Linked DNA regions of Mus musculus: regions 1 and 2 are each linked to region 3. The links are chromatin loops, found by intact Hi-C in ENCODE. Cell type or tissue: left cerebral cortex. All regions are shown on one strand. Links, peaks and the distances in the headings refer to the core of each region. The heading gives the core; the rest is flanking DNA.

Region 1 (7,294 bases), core at 1,398-6,397, 60 kb after region 3:
AATGAAAATAAAAGTCACTTCCGAGTAGCCCTACAAGAGGGAAGGTAAATTGGTTCCACTTTGAGTTGTTTCATCTCTAGAACCTTAGGTTTCACGGTGGGTTATATCGTACTCTCCTCAGATATCATTCAAGTCAAAGAAAATACACGTTTTGCTTGTGATTAAAATGTCTGCCTTTAGTGAACCTGTTATACATAATAGTTGCTGCCAAGCTTTAATTTAGGCTGTGAATCATAGGTGATTGTTATTAAAAGCAGATGCCCATCTGTTTAAGACAGAGATTTGGCTTAGTAGACTGGGAGGTGAGAACAAAAAAAAAAAAAAAAAATGTGATTCTCCTTGGGATTGAACTCTACGTGAAGCCAGGAGCATCATGGTCTATCAGCAATATTGGCAGCATGGGACCATGGCTTTGTGGTGATGTTATCAACTTACAATGTTGGAGTCTGGCGCCATTATAGGGAAGACTTACCCCCATTTTCTTCATGTGTAAAATGTGATTCCTCCATCAGAGTCCAAACAGAGGCGTAAAGTTTGAGTGGGTAAAAAGGAAATAGGGAGCGTCAGGAAATGGTGTTTTCCGTTATTACCGCTTTCTGTTCCTCTAAGCCATTCACCCAAGCAAACACACACCGTTTATAGACACACGTGAGAGGCATGGAAGTAAAAGATGAGCATGACATAGCCCTTGTTGCCAGAGAGCTCACCCTCCAATCCATCCCCAGTACTACGTTGGGGGAGTGAGGCATCGTTTCACCTAAGGCCTCACAGGACAGCCAAGTGCCAAACAGACAAACCTTGAACAGACTGTCTGAGCCTCCCAAGCAACTAGGATTACAGGTCTGGCTAAGAGACATTTTTTTACGATTGGGCTCTGATTCATATTTAAAATAAATCCATCACTTCTCATAGTAAATGGTTCCAAGATGTCTTAGACTAGCAGGTAGATAGACCACACATGTAAACGGTGAACATGGGGGTTGGCTGTGGTACTCCCCCCATGACATCATTCACTACCTTGGCTCTCTGTGTTACAGTTCCTGGACCGTGCGACCCTGAAGACTTGATCGATGGAATTATTTTTGCTGCCAATTACCTTGGTTCCACTCAGCTACTCTCAGACAAAACTCCCTCCAAAAATGTACGCATGATGCAGGCCCAGGAAGCAGTAAGCCGGATCAAGGTGAGGGGGTCTGCGTGGTCTGAGGTGGTTGGGTGACTGAGGGGACCTGAGCAGGCAGTGTCAACCCACAGCTCTTAGACAGTGGACTAAAATGTTGCAAGCGGGCTTATTCCTGCCTAACTAAAAGCCCAAGTCTTTCCATCTAAACCCTATTCAGGTTGCTCTCTTGAGAGTATATTCATATGCCATGGACTTGGCTCTAAGTGCCTTTAAGGTGCAGTTCCAGCACTGGCTCTCCACGGACAACTAGAGGCCATTGATTAGAGCAGCCCTCTGTTAGGTTCTATTAACCTGTCTCGATGCCAGTCAAATGAACTATTTGATTAAACCATACTTGGGTAGTCTGAAGAACTTAAACGAATCCTAGTTTAAACTAGTTTGAACACAGTCACCAGCCATTTTCATTAGTTTTATCAGGAGGTAAAGGAGGAAGCCAACTGGGTACACGGAGAACCAATTTCATCTAGTCTCAATAATTCACAAGTAGATTGAGCTACACAAAGTCAATCTGTAAATGCAGGACTCCAGAGACTCCACCATAGTGCCACCTAGAGTTATAGATACACCAGGGTAGCAGGAATGCTGGCTGTGCACATGCTATCCAAAAGTCCCCGTGCCCTCAGCACGTGGAACACACTCAGAGAACCAGCAAGGCGAAAGGTTAGGATTCACCAGTTCCTTCCCCCCACCCCCCCCCACCCCCCATTTCAACTAGTTAAGACTGAATCTCCTCTGGCACCATCGAGCCTGATGCTGATGTGGTTATATGGAGTGAAAAAGGACAAGAGAAGGCAGCCAGAGGTCTTTATCTGAGGAGACAAGAGGATCCTTGAGCCCGTCTTATGTAGGATGATGGGGGGGGGGGACAGTGGAGAACGTGAGTCCCTCACCTCTAACCACAACTGCTCAGAGGGAATAAACCAGTCAGTAGAGACACCAGGTGTCAGGAGGAGAGGATGTCAGACGTGGAATGCCACAGGAGTACCCTAGAGGTTAGAAGGGAAGGAGGTGCACGCCTGAGAGAAACCATCTGAAAGGAAGCAAGATTTACTGCAGCTCGTGGTTTCAGAGGCCTTAGCTGGTGGGTGTTTGGCCGTGGGGCAGAAAAGCACGGGGAGACCCACTGCTCACCTCACTGAGACAAACAGAAGAGCCACATGCCAATCCTCTCTTCACACACCCTCCCCAGCACCCACCCGTGCACTCTCCTAACTACTTGCTGTCTCTCAGACCAATCAAGAATCAAGTAGACAAGAATAACCATCATTCATAAGCGCACCTCTTCCCACGGTAACGCCTAGACGTACCTGTTCGAGCCATAATTAATCTCCAAGTGAAGAAAGGAGTGAGGATATTAACTCCCCCACATCTCCCCTGGCACACTAGACAAACTATCAACTGTGAGCCCCTGTGAAAAGCCAGTTAAACACTTCCAGTGTGCAGTGACTGCGGATAAACATCAGCATTCCAAAAGGGAAGAGTACACGAATGACAGGGAGGACTTGAATAGCTAGACCCAAACCCAGCAGCTAGCAAAACCCTGTAGCCTTGTGTCCAGCATCTGGAGGAATGTGGTGGCAGAGTGTGACCTTCCGGGCCACATCCCCTGCAGCCTGGCCAACAGTAGCCCACAAGGTTTGTCTCCGAAGGCTGGGGCTTTAGTGGCTCAGAGTTCCTGGTTTTGCATCTGCTTTGCTGGCATCTCCATTTCATCTGTCTTCACCCTCATATTTTCACATACCTTGAGGGCTCCCCACAAACTGGTATCACATGGACAACACCAATATCCGACACCAGCCCAAGCAGTAGCTGGACCTCCTTGGGTCATGGCTACAGGAGCCTCTGAGTGTCTGGGCAGCTAAGCACAACAAAATGATTTCCATGGTAACAACTCCCTAGGCATCTGTATGCATTCAGAGCACCCCAGCAGTCTTCTCTTTCCAGGGAAAGTCTTTCAAGTCAATTTACATTCTCACATCACTGAACTTACAATGAATAAAAAGCCTGCTGGTTCCTAAGTTGCCTTCAAGGCATCTTGCAACGAAGTACTTCTCTTCTGCTGGGAACTTAACTTTTTAGAAACCATGCCTTCCATAACTCAAACTTTTCTTGGACTTTAAAGCAAACTGCAAGGTTCTCATGTCTTTCCACCCTGCCTCTACTCCCCATTCTAACTGTAAATCTAACCCAGAGCAACATCAGTGCCCATGCAATAGCCTGAACGGAGGCTGTCTTAAAATTCCCTCTGCTAGATTTAAATAGAACCTAACACAAAGTCTTGGCATATGGACAAAATCTCACACAAATGGCCACTAGTCCAGTTTCCAAATAAATTCCTCATTTCCATTTGAAATGCCATGAGCAGTTTTTACTGTCCACGGTGTATTATCCAAACTCTTGCCATCAGTAACCCTTAATCCCTGGGGAGAGAATTCTGGGGATGCTAACACACATCTGCAGACTCTTCCCACAAACTGCTTGTGAAAGCGGCTGAGCCTTGTGATCAGGGGTCATGAAGACAGCGCCTCCCCTAGCACCAGTGTTCTGTTTTGAGAGAAAGGATTGTCTTTAGTTCACAGCTGCAGAGCCCGTGCTCAGCTAAGTGTTGTTTCTGGGCTGTGGTGGAGAAGAGCTTCTTGGCTGGAAGGTGGAAAAAAGCCAAGCTACTTACCCCTTGGCAGCCAGAAAGCAGACAGGCAGCAAGCGTGAGTGCGTGTCTACGCTGCAAGGCTCATCTCCTAGCTTCCACCCACAGCAGTCAAGACTCACCGTTACAGCCAGGGCTGCCATTCCCGTGCTCAGGAGGCTAAGACAGGAAGGCGCCTGGGCTCCATCACAAGTCCTGTCCCTAGAATCAATAATAAGATTAAGCATCTTAAGTCTGCAGCTGCTTGGTGCTCCCCAGAGTGCTCCCCAGGGTGCTCCCCAGAGTGCTCCGTGGTGTTCCCTCACCCCTCTTCTTGCTTCCTTATCAAGCAGCTTCCCATGGCACCAGCGCAGCCTCTGAGTGTCTGTCGCTCATGTGACAACGTCACTTGGAGAGCAAACACTTCTCTCTCAAGCTCAGAGCCATCCTCTCCTTAGCTGCCCATAGAACATATAGTAAGCTGTGACTTGAAGTTACCATTGATTTGTTAGGAATTAGGATGTACAACCCAGGGAATGGTTTACAGCTCCCTCATAGGTCACTGCACTGATAGCAACCTTAGTGTTGAGTCTGGCTTAACAGTTATTCCATGTGTCCGGCTCCATTCAGGCACTTCATCTGTGACGCACAAGCCTTGCCTGTGCCTTGAGGCCCCCTCCATAATGTACGTCTTCTCTTAAAATGAGCCTCTTCCGGGATGATGGAAAGCAGGAAGTCCAATTCTTTGAAGAGAAGCTCCTGAGACTCACAGACGTGCATCTTGCCCCCTGACTCCCAGCAGGGCTGCACCAGGAAAGCAAAGTAGCAGTTTGACCCTCAGGCTTTCTGAGCTGAGTGTGTTAGTCAGCTCTCCACCACTGCCGACTTCCACCACTCGGACAAATACCTAAGATAAACAAAGGACGAAGCATCTGCGTGGGCTCACACGTTCCCAAGTGTCAGCTCACAGGCACTTGGCTGTGTTGCTTTGGGCCAGTGGTGGGTAGTGCAACGTTAGGAAGTACATGGTGAGAGCAGGCTGCTGACTTTGTAGTAGCCAGAAAGGAAAGAGTCATGGCCCAGATAACCCCTTCAAGGGCATGCCCCCAGGAACCTAACTCCCTTCCATTCAACCCACCTCCTAAAGCTTCCACCACCTCCCAGGGTAGCAAACCTTGGCACGTGGACTTTTGAGAGAACGTTCTAGATCCAGGTCACACAAGTTGGCTACTTCCGGTTGTTTGTCTCACCCCCAGAGACACACTAGTGCCAGAAAGTTCCTCCATCTTAATTTAACACCTCCCAGCAAGACTTTTAAAATAACGCCTGAGAATTTTTTTTAAATCTCTTTAAGAAAAACAAGCTAGTTTTCAAATGGAGTCTCAATCCAGACTCCCGCAAACACCAAATGTAGCCCTAAGCCCCCCGGATGAGTGGTCCTGTGAGCCTTCCAATGGCTGCACAGACCACCGTGACCTGTCATAGCCCACCATGACCTGTCATAGCTTGCCTGGTGACTTCCTGACAGACAGGAAGCACCTGGCAATGAGTAGAAACACCTCGGGCTGTCACACTGACCCATGCGTTAGGCCAGAACCAAGTATGCGCTACACTCTGAACCCATCCAGAACAAAGAGCCACACATGAGAATTATGTCAGAACACCAAGTCCCATGACCGGGCGGTCTTTCCAGAAGAAGGCAACAGTCTGACACTAAGGGTTACTGGGGACCGCCTGGACCAGAACACTGAGAGTTAGTTGCCTTGAGGCCAGTTTCTCATTGGCTCTACCTATCAAGTCTCCCAAATCCAGCTGTATTTTGGGGTTCAGGCTTTAGTTGGGGCCCCTTGTTTGTTCACCTCCTGACAGTTGGGGACTCCCACATATGAGCACCTGTGTCTTTCCACTCCTCTTACGGCACCTAAGGAGGGCTCAGATGGGGCTCAGGGTGGGTAGCAGACTCAGCATCAGCCAGACAGAAAGCAGCCCACATGGTGAATAGCAGCATCCTTCACCAGCTCCTCCGGCACCAGCTGTACCCTGAACTGCTTTCTTGCCTCCACAGTGGGAGGTGACCGTGTGGCTTTACCTTAAGTCCAGTTCTCTCATGACAATCAGACCCTTTACTCTGAAGTGCCTAAGTAACCAGCACCCCAAAACCCCACAGCTCAGTTAAACCTCACATTAGGTGGCACTTTCAACACGAGCAAGTGGCCAACTGATTATAAGTATGTTTTAAACCCACCCCGAGCAGTGTGGGTATTTGAAAACCACGTATCTATCTTTTACAAGTAAATTGAGGCAGTGTGAGGAATTTGCGATAAAGTAGTAAAATTAAATGGTTACGTTTCACTTACAGCTTCTAAGTATTATTTTAGTATGTGCTTCTTGTGCGCTTGAAGGAACTGCTGCCTATCCATAAATATCTCCTGCTTCATGATCCTTTTATATCCCTCTAAGTGCTTCTCAGAATGACACACACAGCCTGAAGTCTCTTCCCCTTGCGAGCGGAGATGGCTGTGTTGTCATCTCACCTAGGAGGCAGCTGAGTTAGGAGCCGGCTCGGACCTCATGGCAGATGGAGGACAGGTGTGTCCCCAGCAGTCCAGTGGGCTCCAGAGCATGCTCTGCAGACATCACTCCCCGAGAGACTGGGTCCTTCTGGCCTTTCGAGAAGAGGTACTTCTAGGTCACTTCAGCACAGTGAACAGAGTGCGGCAGGGCCACGGATTTCAGTGCCTACCCAGGCATGGAGAACAGAAAGCAATACCAGGTATTCCTTTTCCAGTCTGCTGGTGCAGTCCATAACACCAGGCCAGTGATAGTCTCTGGCCCTTCCACTTGCTTAAAGTAGGCTGGTTTCTTCCCTGGTCTTCTGGCCTTATCTTCTCTCTGTGTAGCCCTGGCTGTCGAACTTGCTCAGCAGACCAGGCTGGCCTCAAACCCTCAGAGATCTACCTGCCTCTGCCTCCACCTCCTTAGTGCTGAGATTAAAGGCGTGCACCATCACTGTCTGGCAGTTACATTTTCTTTAACAACGTACATGTCCAGATTTATTTGCGAAGTCGTAAGAGAATTTAGATTTGTTTTTGACCAGGCATTCTCTCATACATACATACATACATACATACACACACACACATATACACATACATACATACATATACATATATATACAAATACATATACATACATGTATATGTGAGACTTTGGTTTAAAAAGCTGTTTCTATGGAGATTTTTGTGATAGGCAATTTAGAAGTAAAATTTAGCCAACATCCAGTATTAAACCTTGAGAAACTGGCACTCCAATAAATGAACCAGAAAAGCTGTATACCTGATGCTACAATATTGCAAACTGAGGGATCTGAAAACAATACCCTGTTCCATCTACCAAGATACAGGAATAAAGCCAAGTCTATACCAGCAGCAGCAGAATTAGAACTCAGCTGCTGTGGCTTCCCCATCTGTGGAACTTTGTCACTA
Region 2 (7,294 bases), core at 1,005-6,004, 560 kb before region 3:
GGGTTGAATTCAGGTCAATTCATGCAGAATTGGCAGCAAGCTCCTTAACCTCCTGAGCCATGTCGTCAACCCTGAAGTTTTAACTTTATCAGTCATTATCATTTTCCCTTCCTTTTTGTCCCTCCAGAATATCATGACTCCTCAATTTTCAATTTGATAACCTCCTTTTCTTTCATTGTTACTTACATATGTATGTATGTACAACATAACACAATATAAATACAACCCACTGGAATTGTGTTTTGTTGTTTCTATATATATATATTCAGGGCTGACCAATAAATACAGGACTTATCTTTGGGAGAGATTATTTCTCTCTTTCTCAGCGGTCACTAGCTGCCTATAATTTTTTTGGAACCTGTGGTAGCTTTGCTCCATTCCACATTTGCACATCTATTGATATTGCCATTATTCCTGTCTTATTTATTCAGCCATTCCTAGGGGAAGATTTTCTCACACACACACACACAAAAATGTGGTAATATTCTGGCTCTTATAATCTTTCTAACCTCTCTTCCAGAACATTCCTTGAGCCACAATGGCAGGCACTATGATGTAGATGTACCTGGTGGGGCTGGCTTCTCCATGATCCCTTGACCTCTGCACTGTATCAAGTTACGGTTTTTCTGTTATGGTCTCCACTTGCTGTCAAGAGAGTCTTATTTAGTGAGGAGTGGTAGCTACACGATATGTATAAAGATATGATTTAGAATTTAGTAAGGAAATGTACTGGTCTAGCCAAGTACTGGCAGTACATACTTTTCTAATGCCCATGACCTCACTTGCCCCAGGAAGGTGGCTGGGCTTCCACTTCTAGGCATAATTTTCTTTCTGTTTTTAGGTCAATTCCACAGCTATTGTTTGCTACCAACATTTGGATGCCACTTATTGTACTTTATCTTTTTTAATTAAATAAAAACATTTTTATTCCCGTGTTGGAAATTAAGCCCAGGGGGTTGGTTATACATCCTAGAAGGGTTGGCTCTAACTTGTGCTTGCTTTGGCAGCACATGCACAAAAACCGGAATAGTAAAGAGAATGCTAGCATGGCCCCTATGTAAGAATAATATGCAAATTTGTGAAGCAGTTCATATTTTTTTCTAACAATATTTTTATTGATTATTTGGGAATTTCATATAATACCCCTGATCATACTTGCTCTCCATCCCTTCCAGATCCACCTCCTACTCTTATGACCTGCCCCCCACAAATACACTAAGTCTAATTTGTGTTGCTCATATACTCATTGGAGCATGGTCAAGCTCCCAGCAGCCAGCCCCTTAAAGATAACTGAGTCCATTCCCACCCCTCCCACCCCATCTCAGCCAGAAGCCATCAATTGTGAAGAGCTATGCTTCAGCGTGTTTATCACAAGTTTTAAGGACTCTATTCAATGGGTTCCTGCCTGGACTGTCCCACCCTCCTTTTGGTGGGGGAGAGGTTTCCTCAGAAGCCTTAAATGACTTTCATTCTCAATTTTGAGTCTGCAGTCATTGATATCACTGCAGAAGAAGTATTCCCACCTATGACAATAAGCAGCAGCAAGGATCACAGACATTAACATGGCTTCCAGCAGCAGCACAGACTATGGACAGCAACATGTCATCCAGAAAATGAACCTTTCTTCAACTCGTGTGTATATCTTGCTTTTGCTCAGAGCCAGGGTGATTGTGTGATTGAGCAGCTTGTTGCTGGGTTGGCGGGCAAAGCCCATGTGAGTTCTAGGCTATTGCACACCTCCCTGCTGGTTCTACTGTGCATGTAAGGGTCTGAAAATCACTGAAGGAAGACCCCAGACTCAGATAGTCTGCAAAGACAAACAACATTTATTCTGAAGAAGCATCTAGCATGCGGGGTCAACCATTCTCCAAAATGGTGACCCCAGACAAGAGCACTCAGGCCTTCTTATAGGGAACTGTGGGACTCTCTAGGATTAGGTAATCTAAAATTTCATTGGTGAGTGCTAGGGGGTACCAGGTGGTCAGTGGTTTGCATTCTTATGTCATGAACATTTAACAATAGGATGAGATAGGGCTGCCCAGCACAGATGGCCCATCCTGAGATAAGCTATTTCCCTATTTTTGTGGTTTTCCCCAGGCTGTTCTTTGGGGGGTGGGCTATGACCTTGTTTCTGGATTTTATGGTCTGTTCCTGGAACTGGTACCTTATGGCCTCTTTCCCCACCCCCTGAAATCAGGTCTGATCCTTAAATGGAGACAAATGGGATTTATGTGTCCTTTCAGACAATGACAAGCTCATTTGTCCACCTCATGTGCACCCCCATACCTGCTGCTGATGCCACCAAATCTCTACCTTGGTGAGTCTTCTACCTCTCTCTAGCATATATGCCATTCGTTCACCCATCTTTCCTAACTCTCCATCAAACATTCACCATCAAAGTGGCGTTGCAAATTGCCACGTCGCACACAGTATATATTGCTTTTCCCAAGCAGCTTTATGTACAAATTTTTATTGGAATGAGTCATTGGTCTGATTCAATGAGGTTTCTGTTTTCTAAAGTGCCATAAATACTGTATTATTCTGAGACTCATCTCAAAGGTCTTGCTGTTGTTCAGGGTCAGGCTCATCTTGTGGCTGGGCAGAGGGTTGGAAGGCAGGATCTGCATAAACTCCAGGCAACTGCATACCTCCTTGCCCTCAGTGCCAACAGCCCTGCATGCTCACTGGGCATGCAGGTATCACTTCAGCCCTGAGCTGTCGTCCCCCTTGCAGGGTTAGCACTGCAAGATGCAGCAGCAGTGGCCATATCTCTAGTTGCCCTTCTGGGCTGTGTGGCAAGGTGTACCAATACCACTTGGTATCTTCAGCGAAGAACAGCTTCAGCAAAGCCAAACAATGACCAGTAAAGAATGGCAAGGCATACCAACACCGTCGAGCCTCATCCACTGTCCACTGGGCTAGATTTATATCTTTTCCAAACATCTCATGTTCTCTCAAGCATCTGCACTAGCAAAACATCATAGGCCCCTTTTCTAGGCTGCCTCAAAAACAAACAAACAAACAACCCTGCCACATGTCTGTTCTTAGCAAACCATCCTTCCATGTGTCTGCTTCAACAAAAACATCCTCTCATAAGACAGTTTCCAGAGAAACATCACATGACAAGACTGAGTCTCCAAAGAAACCAGCAATTTCCACGTCACATGGGAACACTTACGTGGAGGTCACTTGACAACTCACAGGCGTTGTTCTCTCCTGCCATGTGGGTTTTGGGAATCAAGCTCCGTTCATCAGGCTTAGCAGTGAGCATCTTTATCTGATTAGCCATCTAACTGGCCCTCCTGCCTTATTTAAAAACTGTTTTTAGGAGACTTTTGGTTGGATTTGAATCCATTGCATATTTTATAATATGCAATCATTCATTGTGCAGTCTAATAATTTATGAAGTGTTAGAAGAGGGGCTATCCAGATTAAAAAGTAGTATACAACCAAAAGGACCAACGAAATTATTATAGACCTCCAAGGCGACCTTTTATACTCCTTCTGGTATTTGGAACCCATGTGCACATTTGTGATAAACTAAGTGCTTTTCTTGAACAATTAAATAATCCAGACACAGCTCATGAAAACTAAATTAGGTGATAATTTTTTAAAAAGATGGATCTGTAAAGAAGTCTAACTTTGCACAAGCTTTTTGAGGAATTAATGTACAAATCAGGAGAACTACAGTCAGTCACATCGGTGGGAAGGAGAAGACCTTGCTTAGCCACTGGTTAAAGAAAAGGAAGGTGACCTGGTAGGATTCTATGGCTGCTTTATCCTTAAGATGGCACTCTAAGCTCATGCTTTTCTTATACAGAAAGAGACACAAAAATAACTGAATTTTACTAATTCCTTATCACATAAACTGGGAAGACTTTTGTGTCCAAAACTTAATGTGTCTATGTTCTTGTATGTATTACATTGTTGTTGTTGTTGTTGTTGTTGTTGGGTATTTTGAGGGCCTCACTTTGTTTTGAGACCAAGTTTTATTTAGCACCGGCCACCTTGAATTTCTTACAGGACCAAGGATGACTTTGAATTTGTGATTCTCTTCAGCCCCACAAGTGTTGGGACAGCAGGAGTGTGTTGCTATGTCTTATCACCTATTACTTTTTGTTATTCTTCATAGTAACTACTTTATCTCTTTTGGCAAAGTAGGAAAAAGATCCAGAGGGTTAAAAAAAAGACTTACTCTCAAGTCCAGTTTGTAAGGAGCCGAGTCAGAATTTGAGTGGAGGCATCCAGAATCCATGAGCAGGGGGCCTAATTTCTGGTATGTGCTATGTCTTTACAGAGATCCACATGCCAGAAATCCAGTCGTATTAGAAAACTTATTAGTTATGAAAACGTATTTTTCCCCAGTTCTGGTTGTATGGGGAAACACAGGGATGAGACATCAAGGAAGCCAAGTCTTATCCCTCCAAGAGTAAGTCACAAAAGCATCCAGACCTCTGGAAAGCTCCACCGTGGATCTCTACTGTCAGACGCCGCTCCTGGGCTTTCCCCTGGAGTCTGAGCACGTGACCACATCGTTTGTCTTGAAATTGTGCTGGCTGTCTCATATCCCATTGTCTTCACTAATCTGTGCATGTCTTTGTAACCTCCATGCTTGCTGAGACGCCCAGAGCACAGGTATCTTAAGCTATCATCTCTGAACTTAGTTCTTCCATCTTAAGCCAGACCTCACATCAGAGGTACTGCGTTTTCCATATCTGTGCAATTCCTCCCCTCTCTACATAAATAATCACCATTGCAGATGGTGAATCATAAGAGGGAAGCCAATCTGCAGGGAAAGCTGTCTCTATTTCAAGAGCTTGGGTGTTTAGGTGCTGCCGAGAACTGGGATAAATGCAGAGACTGGGATTAAATGGTTAAGTAGCACCTAGTAACTGGTGTGCCTCCCTCTTGGGCACTGCTAAACCTGGAGATACTACGGAAGCTGTGCTTACATCTGCCTCTATTTCCATCCACACTGAATATAGTCAAATGCTAAAGGCAACCTGGAGAGGAAAGTGAAGCATGAAACCTGCAAGGAGCACAAATGAGGCAAGGTGAGTCACTCCGCTCACTTTCCACCTCCTTGACTCTAAAACGGACACTAAAAACCCGGCAGTCGTTTCTTAGCAACTGCCAGTAATAATTACCTCTTTCCTTGCTGCCTGAAAAAGATACTCTAAGCCATTGAGCTGTCTCTCCAACCCACTAACCCACTCCTCTCTTTTTTTTCCCTTCCAGACAGGGTCTCCCACTGAACCTAGAGCTCATCGAGTGGCCACCACATCAAGCTTTTTGACAAGGTGCCTGGGGCTCCTAACTGAGGTCCTAATGGTGGCAGGGCACCATTTTGCTGACTGAGCCACCTCCTTAGCCCCATATTGGAGCTATTTGTATAGCCAATAAACCCTAGAAGACGGAAGCTAAGAACCTTCGGCTACTCTATCATCCACATCGCTGATGGAGTTGAGGGAGAAGCTAGCAGGCTGAGGAGGCTGTTTTAGAGAAGGTTAGAACACAGGATGGGCAACAGGCTAGGTTTCAAACCCGGGTCTTGCACTGACTGCTGATCTGGAAAACATTAAATGTCCTTATCTAGAAAATGAACCTGCTGCTAGGATCTACACACGGGTTGTTGTTAGGATTAAATAAGTTAATGCCTATGACGACATCTTTGCCTGTCTCTGGAAACAGTAGGTCTTCAATAAATGTTAGCTGGAATGATTACGGAAGACTTTATGTCACTGTCAAGGATGCCAGAGAAATGCTTTATTCATTTGTCACACAGCACAAATACCTCACTATGAACTCAGATAATTGTGGGTGAAGAGTGTTCGTTCCTTCATTCAGCAAATGTAATATACTTATAGGTGGAACCAATGCTGTGAGGGATTTATGATGCCTAATGTACATCAAAATCCAATTGCACCTCAGTGTCTAATTAATCATAGGAAAAATTTTCATTAATACAATCCTGTCTTATTACATAATGAAGTTAGTTTTCCTCTATAAACCCAGGGATGTTGGTTTTTGTATGGCTGAGTATTTTTATTTTCTAAGTAGTGTGGCATGCAGAGAGGCATGGTGTTCTTCACAGATGGGGCCAGCGGATTTACAGCCTTGCAAAGCTAAGAAGTTGACTTTTACCGCCACTTCAGAGCTATGCAGTCCTAAGTAACTTTCCACCTTCTGATATTCTGTTGTTTCACTTTGTTGTCTTCATGGTGCTTGGGATCAAAGCCCAGGCCTTGCTCTGTTTAGCAAGTGCTCTATCACTGAGCTACATCCGCAGTACTGATGCTTGGCTTTCTCATCTGTGAAAAATGCTACTAACATTTCCATTTCAGGGGTGAGGGAGAGATTAAATTCATTTGCTCATTTGATTTTGTTTCTGGGCACCAAGAACACAAAAGCAACAACAGATTCTGTGTCCTGGTTAGTGATACGGCTCAGTACATGTAGATACTTGCAGATAAACCCGCCAAATCAAGTTCGGTCGTGTGGTAGGTAGAAGGAGAGAGCCTATTCCTTCCCCTTTCCCCATTAATTTGTTTATTTATTCACTTTACAGCCGGATTGCAGCCTCCTCCCTCTTCTCCTCCCAGTCCCATCCTACCATCCTCCTCCTTTATTCCCCTCATGCTTCTTCTCAGAGAAGTGGAGCCCCCCCCCCCCGCCCCCGCGAATACCCACCCACCCTGATATATCATGTCACAGCAGGACTAAATGTATCCTCTCCCACTGAGGACAGACAAAGCAGCCCAGCTATGGGAAAGGGATCTAAGACTCCCAACAGATTCAGAGACAGGCCCCTACTCTGTTAGGGGACCCACATGAAGAACAGAGCTGCAGGTCTGCTACCTGTGTGTAAGGGGCCTAGGCTCAGCCCATTCATATTCTTTGTTTGGTAGTTTAGTCTCTGTGAGCCCCCCGTGGGCCCAGGTTAGTTAACTCTGTAGGTCTTCTTGTGGTGTTCTTGACCTCTCTGGCTCCCTCATTCCTTCCTCTCACTCTTCCACAAGACTTCTCAAGCTCTGCCTGTTGTTTGGCTTTGGGTCTCTGCATCTGTTTCCACCAACTGCTGGATGAGTCTACTCAGAGAACAGACTCTTAAGTGAAAGCCAGAACCACTCCCCAACAAATACATTTAATTTTAAAAGCTAAAAGAAAAGTTGTGTCTTTAGAATTTAATTCCAGAGATAAATTTAGGGAAATTGAGATTATTATGGGAAATAAAATAATCTTTATATATTAATTATTACATGAAAGTATGTAGTAATGTCACTGATAAGGTGAC
Region 3 (7,294 bases), core at 1,555-6,554:
GGGTGACACCCACTTCTCCTATTGCTTTCTGCTCAGTAGCATGCCCCGATGAGAAGCATCAGAGGTTGCCATTGTTTACTGAGACAGGGGGGAAAGAGCCCTTTTCATCAGAAAAGCCAGCAAGCCCATCAGGGACTCTATGCATGCATGTGCACCCATTATCACTGTACTGAACCGAATAGATTGAACTGGATACTCACTAATCCTGAGGCAGACACTTTCTAGAGTACAACAAAGATGTGTTCTGTTTCTGACAGGAACTTGCAATAACGCATCTACAACAATTTGTAAAAATATCTATGCTGATAACTTAGAATTCTCAGCTAATTTCTTTTTTAAAAAAAAAAAACTTTTAATAAGTTTTGAGAATTTCCATACGTGAATACACTGGTTTTAGATCATTTCTACCCAACTTTCTCTCTCTTCCCTGCAACTCCTCCCTTCCTCTATCCCTTCTCAGATTCATGACTTCATCTTCTATAATCATTATGATTATATACATACATACACACACACATACACACACACATATACACACACACACATACACACACACATACATACACACACACACACACACACACACACACACACATCCATCCTTCTGAGTACATTTAGTGTTGTTCACATATGCATGTGTCTCAGGCTGACCATTTGGACCTGGATAACCTATCAGGCCATTAATACCTGGAGAAAACTGATTCTCCCGCCCTCTAAATCCTTTGCCTACCCACAGTTCTTCATCTAGGGGTGGGGCTTTGTGAAATTTCCCTCACCCCCATTAGTGTTTCAACGACTGCAGCCATTATTTAAGTCTTCTTTAGGAAACCATGTTGTTGAGATTCCATGGGTGCCACATCCTGCCGTATCTAGAAGACACTGTCAGGGCAGGTGCCCTGGTCCTCTTACCAGCCCCCACCCCACCCTCTCTCCCACTGTTCCCTGATCGGTTCATTTCTTATCTCCATCTAGCCCAGTCTTCACCTCCATTAAGATCTGTCAGAAACACTATCCACGGTAGAACCAACCCAGATCTCCATTAGTGAGAGAATGAATGGATGGAAAAATTGAATGCAGCAACATACTAGTCCACAATTAAAAAAAAAAAAAATCTGAGGAGCTGTTTAATGCAGCACTATAAGGGAATCTTTGTTGATCCAATGGAGTCAGACTCAAAAAATATTAATGTAAGATTCCACTGTTATGATATTCAGAAATAAGTAAATCTAATCTACAGTGAGAGGGTCAGGAATGGGAGCCACAAATAGGGTAAAGAAGGAGTATTGACTAGAAAGGAGAGAACGTTTTTTGAGCGACAACAGCATCCTGTTATTTATAGATAGAAGGATGTGCAATTGCACACACACACACACACACACACACACACACACACACACAAATTCACCACACTGCACAGCTGCACAGCTCTTCCAGAGGACCTACGTTTGATTCCCAGCATCCACCTGGTGGCTTGAAACCATCTGAAACTCCAGTTCTAGGAGATCCAGTGCCCTCTTTTGGCCTCTTACGGTACTGCACACATTAGTGCACAGGAATGCATGTTGGCAAAACACCCATAGGCATCAAAATTAAATTTTAAAAAAGGACTTCTTACAAGGTTTAAAACTTACAAATTCTAATATTGTAAAGTATCTTTTCTGTTTTACAGAATTTATATTCTATAAATCCTATTACTCTGGTAGATTCTATAAACTTTTATTATATTTAGATAATATAAACTCTGTAAAAATGAAACTACCATTCAACCATGATCTTAAAACTAAATCAAACCTGCCAAGTTAGATTCTACAGTTTGAATACATTATTTTCTAATTTTTAAAGTTTTGTTCTGGAATAAGATTCAATATAAACAAAAGTCACTTTAACAGCTAGAGGGCGTATCTGTTTCAAATTCCAAAGTGACACTGATTTTTTTTTTTTTTTTTTTTTGAGTGTGTTAATATTATCGTCTAGAGAAAAGAACGGGCTGTTTTGTAAATTCATCTTCACAGCTTGGGCCTGTTAAGCTCCTCCGTGGGAGAAGTTGGAGGGACACATTGCTTGGAGCAAACGCTAGGTGTGCGTTTGAACTCCGTGGGCACTGATTTCATGCAGGACATCTTTGCTTTGTGTGTGAGACTAAGCGGTCAGCTGGGCTGCTCTCATTTGCTCTGTGGCATGAATTTGCTGAAGAGAAAGATACAATGTATCAGGCAGTGTATCACCGCCTCTCTCTTAGAAACCCAAACCCCACTCTTCTCACAGAGCAGCTACCAAGGCGCCTAGCTGAGTAAACCAGAGCCTGCGTCTGTCTCTACACCAGATTCTTTTTCAAACTGAAATGTTTCCGATTTGCCATTTCCTGGTACACAGAGTTTTGTTGTTGTTGTTTTGTTTGTTTCTGTTTTGTTTTGCACCAAAAGATTGTATGGAACCTCTTGGCCTCCAAAACTTCATAACATAGCTTGGAGTAATTAGGTTTTTTTTTTCTTCTAACAACAACTACAACAACAACAACAACAGGTCACCCAGACGACTTTCTGTGACAAAATAGCCGTGGTAGCAAAAAACAAAAAAGTGTTGGTTCTGAAGTTCCATACTCCAAAACAGGAAGGCAGGGGCATCATGTCATTAGTTTTGAATACAGATGTTAAGCTGTAGATCCCTGCAGGTTCCCATGAGCCCAAACTTCCAACAGCAATACAGAGCAGCCAGGACATTCACCTGAAATCTGTCCCTGAAACCCAGCATCTGGTTAGGGACTCAGATGCATTTTAAGCACTCCATTGTCTGAAAGCATAACACGCCAACATGGATTTCTTCACATTGTTTCTGTTAATGCATTAATATATATCTCCATATTTCCTGCTTGTGTGTTCCCATCCACATATGTACATCAATGCAGCATATGCAAATGTCCGTGAAACAACAGTAAATTATGGATGTTGGTAAACGCCCTGGGACCTTTGACCTTTGACCTTTGAACTTGCTGGTCCCTTGATCTGGCTGCCTTTCCCTCCCCAGATAACTAGATACTCATCCTCCCGTCTCCAGCATCCTCACTTTGCTTATTTCACGGGCCCCTTTCAGAGTGCAAAGTATATATTTGTATTAGAAACTCCTCAGTCTACATCCCATAGGGGCAAATGCCTTGGCTGTTTTATTCAGTGCACATTCCTAGTGTTTACCACAGTGCCACACATTTCATTGAAACCCAAGCAATGTTTGCAAAATGGAAGAAGGCCTGGGTGAGTTAAAGGTGATCTGATCCCATGTTCTATGGTACCTCAGGCATCATTCCTAGTCAAAGCCGGTGTGCATGCGCTGACTGACTGGGACTCGCAGGACAATCGGAAAATATGAATATGAACTGAAGACAGGAGAGGTTAAGGGGGTGAGGGAGGGGAGGGGGACTGGTCCAAGTTGAGCTGAGAAAAAGGAGGGGGCTTTCAGAAGGCATTTAGGAGGGTGGGAGAAAGAGACATGGTTGTGACTGCTGGTGAGGCATGTTATGAGCCAAAAAAATTCAAGGTCCAGCCCAGGCGGTATCATCCACTCACATGGTACGGACTCTCCTAACAGCCGGCTATCTAGAAAGACTATGATTAAGTCTCATTCTCAAGTGTACAGGCAAGACTCTACACTTTGCCTTGCTTTGCGTTTTTTTATTTTTTTATTTTTTTTACGAACTTATTTCAGAAGCTGTCTTCCCTTTCTCTTTTTGGACCCTGGTATAACTGGAATCAAGTTCAACTTGGGGCTCTTCGCGCTACAATTACACACTCTCACCACAAGAGGGCACTCGAAATCCGGTGAGGGCAAAACCTGGCCACTTTTTTTTTAAATTTACTTTTTACACTCGATATTCCATTCTCCACCACCCCATCCACCCTCCGACTGCTCCATACTCCAGACCTCCTCCCCACCCCACCCCGTCTCCACGTGGATGCCCCACTCCCCACCCCACCTGACCTCTAAACTCCCTGGAGCCTCCAGTCTCTTGAGGGTTAGGTGCATCATCTCTGAAAGAACACAGACCCAGAAGTCTTCTACTGTATGTGTGTTGGGGGCCTCATATCAGCTGGTGTATGCTGTCTGTTTGGTGGTCCAGTGTTTGAGAGATCTCGGGGATCCAGATTAATTAAGACTGCTGGTCCTCCTGCAGGATCGCCCTCCTCCTCAACTTCTTTCAGCCTTCCCTAATTCAACAACAGGGGTCAGCTGCTTCTGTCCATAGGTTGGGAGCAAATACCTGCATCTGATTCTTTCAGTTGCTTGTTGGGTCTTTTGGAGGGCAGTCAAAAAGGATTGACACCCCGAGGGCCAGGAGAAAGAATAAAAACAGGCAACTTCAGGAAGTAGGAGGTTAGGGGGACCCCAGAGTACACCAGAGACCTGAGAGGTGAGAGACTCCCAGGACTCAAAGGAAGGGACCTTAGATGAAACGTCTGACAGTAGGGAGAGGGAGCTTATAGAGCCCACCTCCGGCAGGAAGACAGAGCATCAAATGAGAAATAGGGTTGCCATCCCATAATCACATCTCTGACTCATAATTGTTCCTGTCTGAAAGAATTACCGGGATGGAAATGGAGAGGAGCCTGAGGAAAAGAAGGTCCAGCGACAGGCCCAAAGTGGAATCCATCTCAAGGGGAGGTCTCAAGGCCTGACACCATTACTGAGGCTATGGAGCGCTAACAAAAACCTGGCCACTTCTGAGTAGTGACGAACCTGAGAGTTAAAATGTATATACCATGGTGGGATGTGAAGTGATGACTCAGTGAATCGAACTGGTGGGAAGTGAGATTTGTAGCTTTGAGGAGGATCTTGGGTGGGAGGGGCCTAGAATGAAAGAAGACAAAAATCTCCCAAGGTACCAGGAACGTGAGAGCCAGGGTTACTGACCTCCCTCAGGCAGTATCTCAGGTGACTGGCAGGCTGCTGAGACCGTTGCCCCATCTTTTGCCTTAAGGACAGACTGGGGGCTTGTGCTTAGCCCAAGCGTGGTCTTGCGGCTGCGTAAGGATAACTCATTTCCCTTTCTACGCTTAGCCTCGTAGAGTTTTGAAGCTGTCCCTAGGGCTCCACGTGGGCTCTCTTTCACTCTGCCCTCCATGAAGACAAGCGTCTCTGCTCTTCCTTTGGGAGGTTTTGTGCCCACAACCTCAGGCCTTTCAGGGCTTCCACCGCCTTCCTGTCTCGCCAACTGTTTCCGCGACAAAAAGAGATGTCCGCTTCTTCTTGTCCAGATTGATCTGAAGTGGATGACCTTGTCTGCCTCAAAGGAGACAAAGGGTGGGGTGGGGTGGGTGAACAGGAGTTTCTAACTGGGGCATCTGTGCGTGGCAGACCCAGTCGGACATCATCGGAAAGAGGCAGCCTCCGCGAGGCCACGCCCTCTCTCTCCTGCAGTTTGGTTTCCGCTCTCCTCCTCTGTATTCTTTTGGGTACCTTTCCAGGCTTCCCCCTTCACCCCCTACTTTATCTTCTGGTTTCTTGCTCTCCTGGTGGCCCTGGCAGAAATGACGGATAGTCCTGCAGCTCTGTTGAGCCTCTTGTTAGAACTGTTCGCCTGGTGCCTTGCTTTAACTCAAATTGACTTGAAAAGCTTCTGGCATGGTTATGTTCCCTCTAGTCCCCACACACAAGGCATCACGGCTCCTTTAACTCACCTGCCTGCCCTGGGCCTGAGCCCTCTGTGTACCCCAGATGGTAGCTATTCAATGAACAAATATGTGCAGTGCCTGTCTTATTTTTCAGACATAGCAAGAAACTTACTCAGGTGCCCTGGACCTCCTTTCATCTTAAGCAATGCATCTCCTGTTACCCTTTGAGAGCTTTCTCCCCCCGTTAGCTTGTTCTGTGCAGATCCAGGGGCATTTCCTTATCCCCAGGCACCTAATAGGCAAAATAGTTCCTGCCGGCCCGTGTGTATTCATTCCCTGTGCCTCTGTAACAATTGACTATGTTCTTAAGACTGGAACATGGCAAATGTATCGATTTCCAAACCAGAACCTGACACGGGCTCCACAGAGTCATAGCTGGGAACTCTGCTCCTGGCTGCAGGCTTCAGGGAGGGTCTGTCTGTTTCTTTGCTTGTTCTGGATGGCAGAACTCAGTTGCTGGAGTTGTAGGATTAATGTCCCCAGTTCCTGGTGGCTGTCAGCAGAGGGCAATAGTCAGATGTTTATAACATTTGACCTGATGTTCTTCCTCTATCCTCCCGGTCAGCTGTGGGTCAAGCTAGCCTCGGCCAGCAAACCTCTGCTCTTTCTTTGGTCTCTAACTCAGACACAGCTGGAAAAATCCTCCCCTTTCAAGGGCTTGTTATTAGGTTGGGTCCAGCCTGATAATCTGGGATAATCTCATCTCAGTATCTACTCCCTTCTCCCAAACTACAAAAGCCCTGTGTGGTACAGGGCAGCACGTGATTGGCCCCCAGCATTTGATGTGGACATCTGTGGTGGCTGTTGTTCTGCCTAGCCCAGCACTTCACAGGTCTTTCCTTGAAAGGAACCCCACATGGTGGGTATATCTGGGAAGGCAACTCCTGTGGCCAAGCACACACAGCAGGCAGGAAAAGCTGTCTTCTCCCAGCCTTGCATTCACCAGCCTGGCCAAGGCTGTGTGGGCTCTGATGTTTTAGGACACTGCCAGTAGGCTCAGCTTTGAAGTATGATAAGGAAATGGAAAGTTTATAAAAACAAGCTGGGCATGGTGGCTGACACCTATAATTCCAGCACTCATACAAGCTGGAGCAGGAGGATTGCTGCCAGTTCATGATCTGTATGGGCTGTGGTGTGAGACCCTCTGGGAAGAAAAACAAAGGAAAGAAGGAAGGGAAAAAAGGAAGGAAGGAAGGGGAAAAAAGGAAGGAACGAAGGGAGGGAGGGAGGGAGGGAGGGAGGAAGCTCTATTAGCATTCTGTTGCTGACATAAGCGATTCATTCTTCTCTTTATAATTATCCTTCTTTGGTAAGAGAATCCAGGTTTATTTTGGGCTCATGTGAGCTCAAAGACGATGGGCCATGTTCACAGGGGGCCTCCTATGGACATCTAGACCATCGATGTCCATAATCCATGGGTCACACCTTAACCCAGTCAGATTGTGAACTGGCAGCAATCCTCCTGTTCCAGCTTGCATGAGTGCTGGAATTACAGGTGTCAGCTCCCATGCCCAGTTTGTTTTTTATCAACTTCCATTTGCTTTATTAGACTTCAAAGCTGAACCTACTGGCAGTGTCCTAAGACACCAGAGCTTGTGAATGCAAGGCTGGAAGAAGACGAACTTCCCTGC

What was found. Hi-C counts contacts between places; a loop is a spot of excess contacts. Peaks named below come from ENCODE experiments on the same cell type or tissue, not always from the same donor. Only the 100,000 strongest peaks of a DNase experiment are listed, where the experiment ranks them.
Region 1: a loop joins it to region 3, with 2.3 times the contacts of the local background. A loop is called at or near these places in 3 of 42 quality-filtered maps.
Region 2: it touches region 3 in a loop (4-fold over the local background); 2 of 42 quality-filtered maps call a loop at or near these places.

The regions. Positions count from the first base shown.
Region 1 is chr19:23,916,516-23,923,809 of GRCm38, forward strand. Apba1 (amyloid beta (A4) precursor protein binding, family A, member 1) reads left to right here. Exons shown (of 13, transcript NM_177034.3): 5 at 1,038-1,183. Gm34076 (a long non-coding RNA gene) reads right to left here and starts at 1,042. Exons shown (of 3, transcript XR_386615.3): 1 at 473-1,042. In left cerebral cortex, for the core only: CTCF peaks have their summits at 1,743 (motif pointing left) and 3,552; DNase peaks (open chromatin) are centred at 3,183, 3,443, 3,825, 5,845 and 1 more place; H3K27ac peaks cover 1,531 bases.
Region 2 is chr19:23,295,338-23,302,631 of GRCm38, forward strand. Gm24263 (a small nuclear RNA gene) reads left to right here and starts at 992; the gene lies at 992-1,098. Gm41821 (a long non-coding RNA gene) reads left to right here and starts at 4,593. Exons shown (of 3, transcript XR_877770.2): 1 at 4,593-5,054; 2 at 5,239-5,506. It overlaps Mamdc2 (MAM domain containing 2), which reads right to left. Exons shown (of 14, transcript NM_174857.3): 14 at 7,272-7,294. In left cerebral cortex, for the core only: a CTCF peak has its summit at 3,781; DNase peaks (open chromatin) are centred at 3,765, 4,271 and 4,871; H3K27ac peaks cover 1,443 bases.
Region 3 is chr19:23,856,793-23,864,086 of GRCm38, forward strand. The region is part of intron 1 of Apba1 (amyloid beta (A4) precursor protein binding, family A, member 1); the gene reads left to right. Among named protein-coding and RNA genes, the nearest start is that of Gm34076, 57 kb to the right of the region's middle. In left cerebral cortex, for the core only: CTCF peaks have their summits at 3,761 (motif pointing right) and 6,139 (motif pointing right); DNase peaks (open chromatin) are centred at 3,782 and 4,805; H3K27ac peaks cover 216 bases.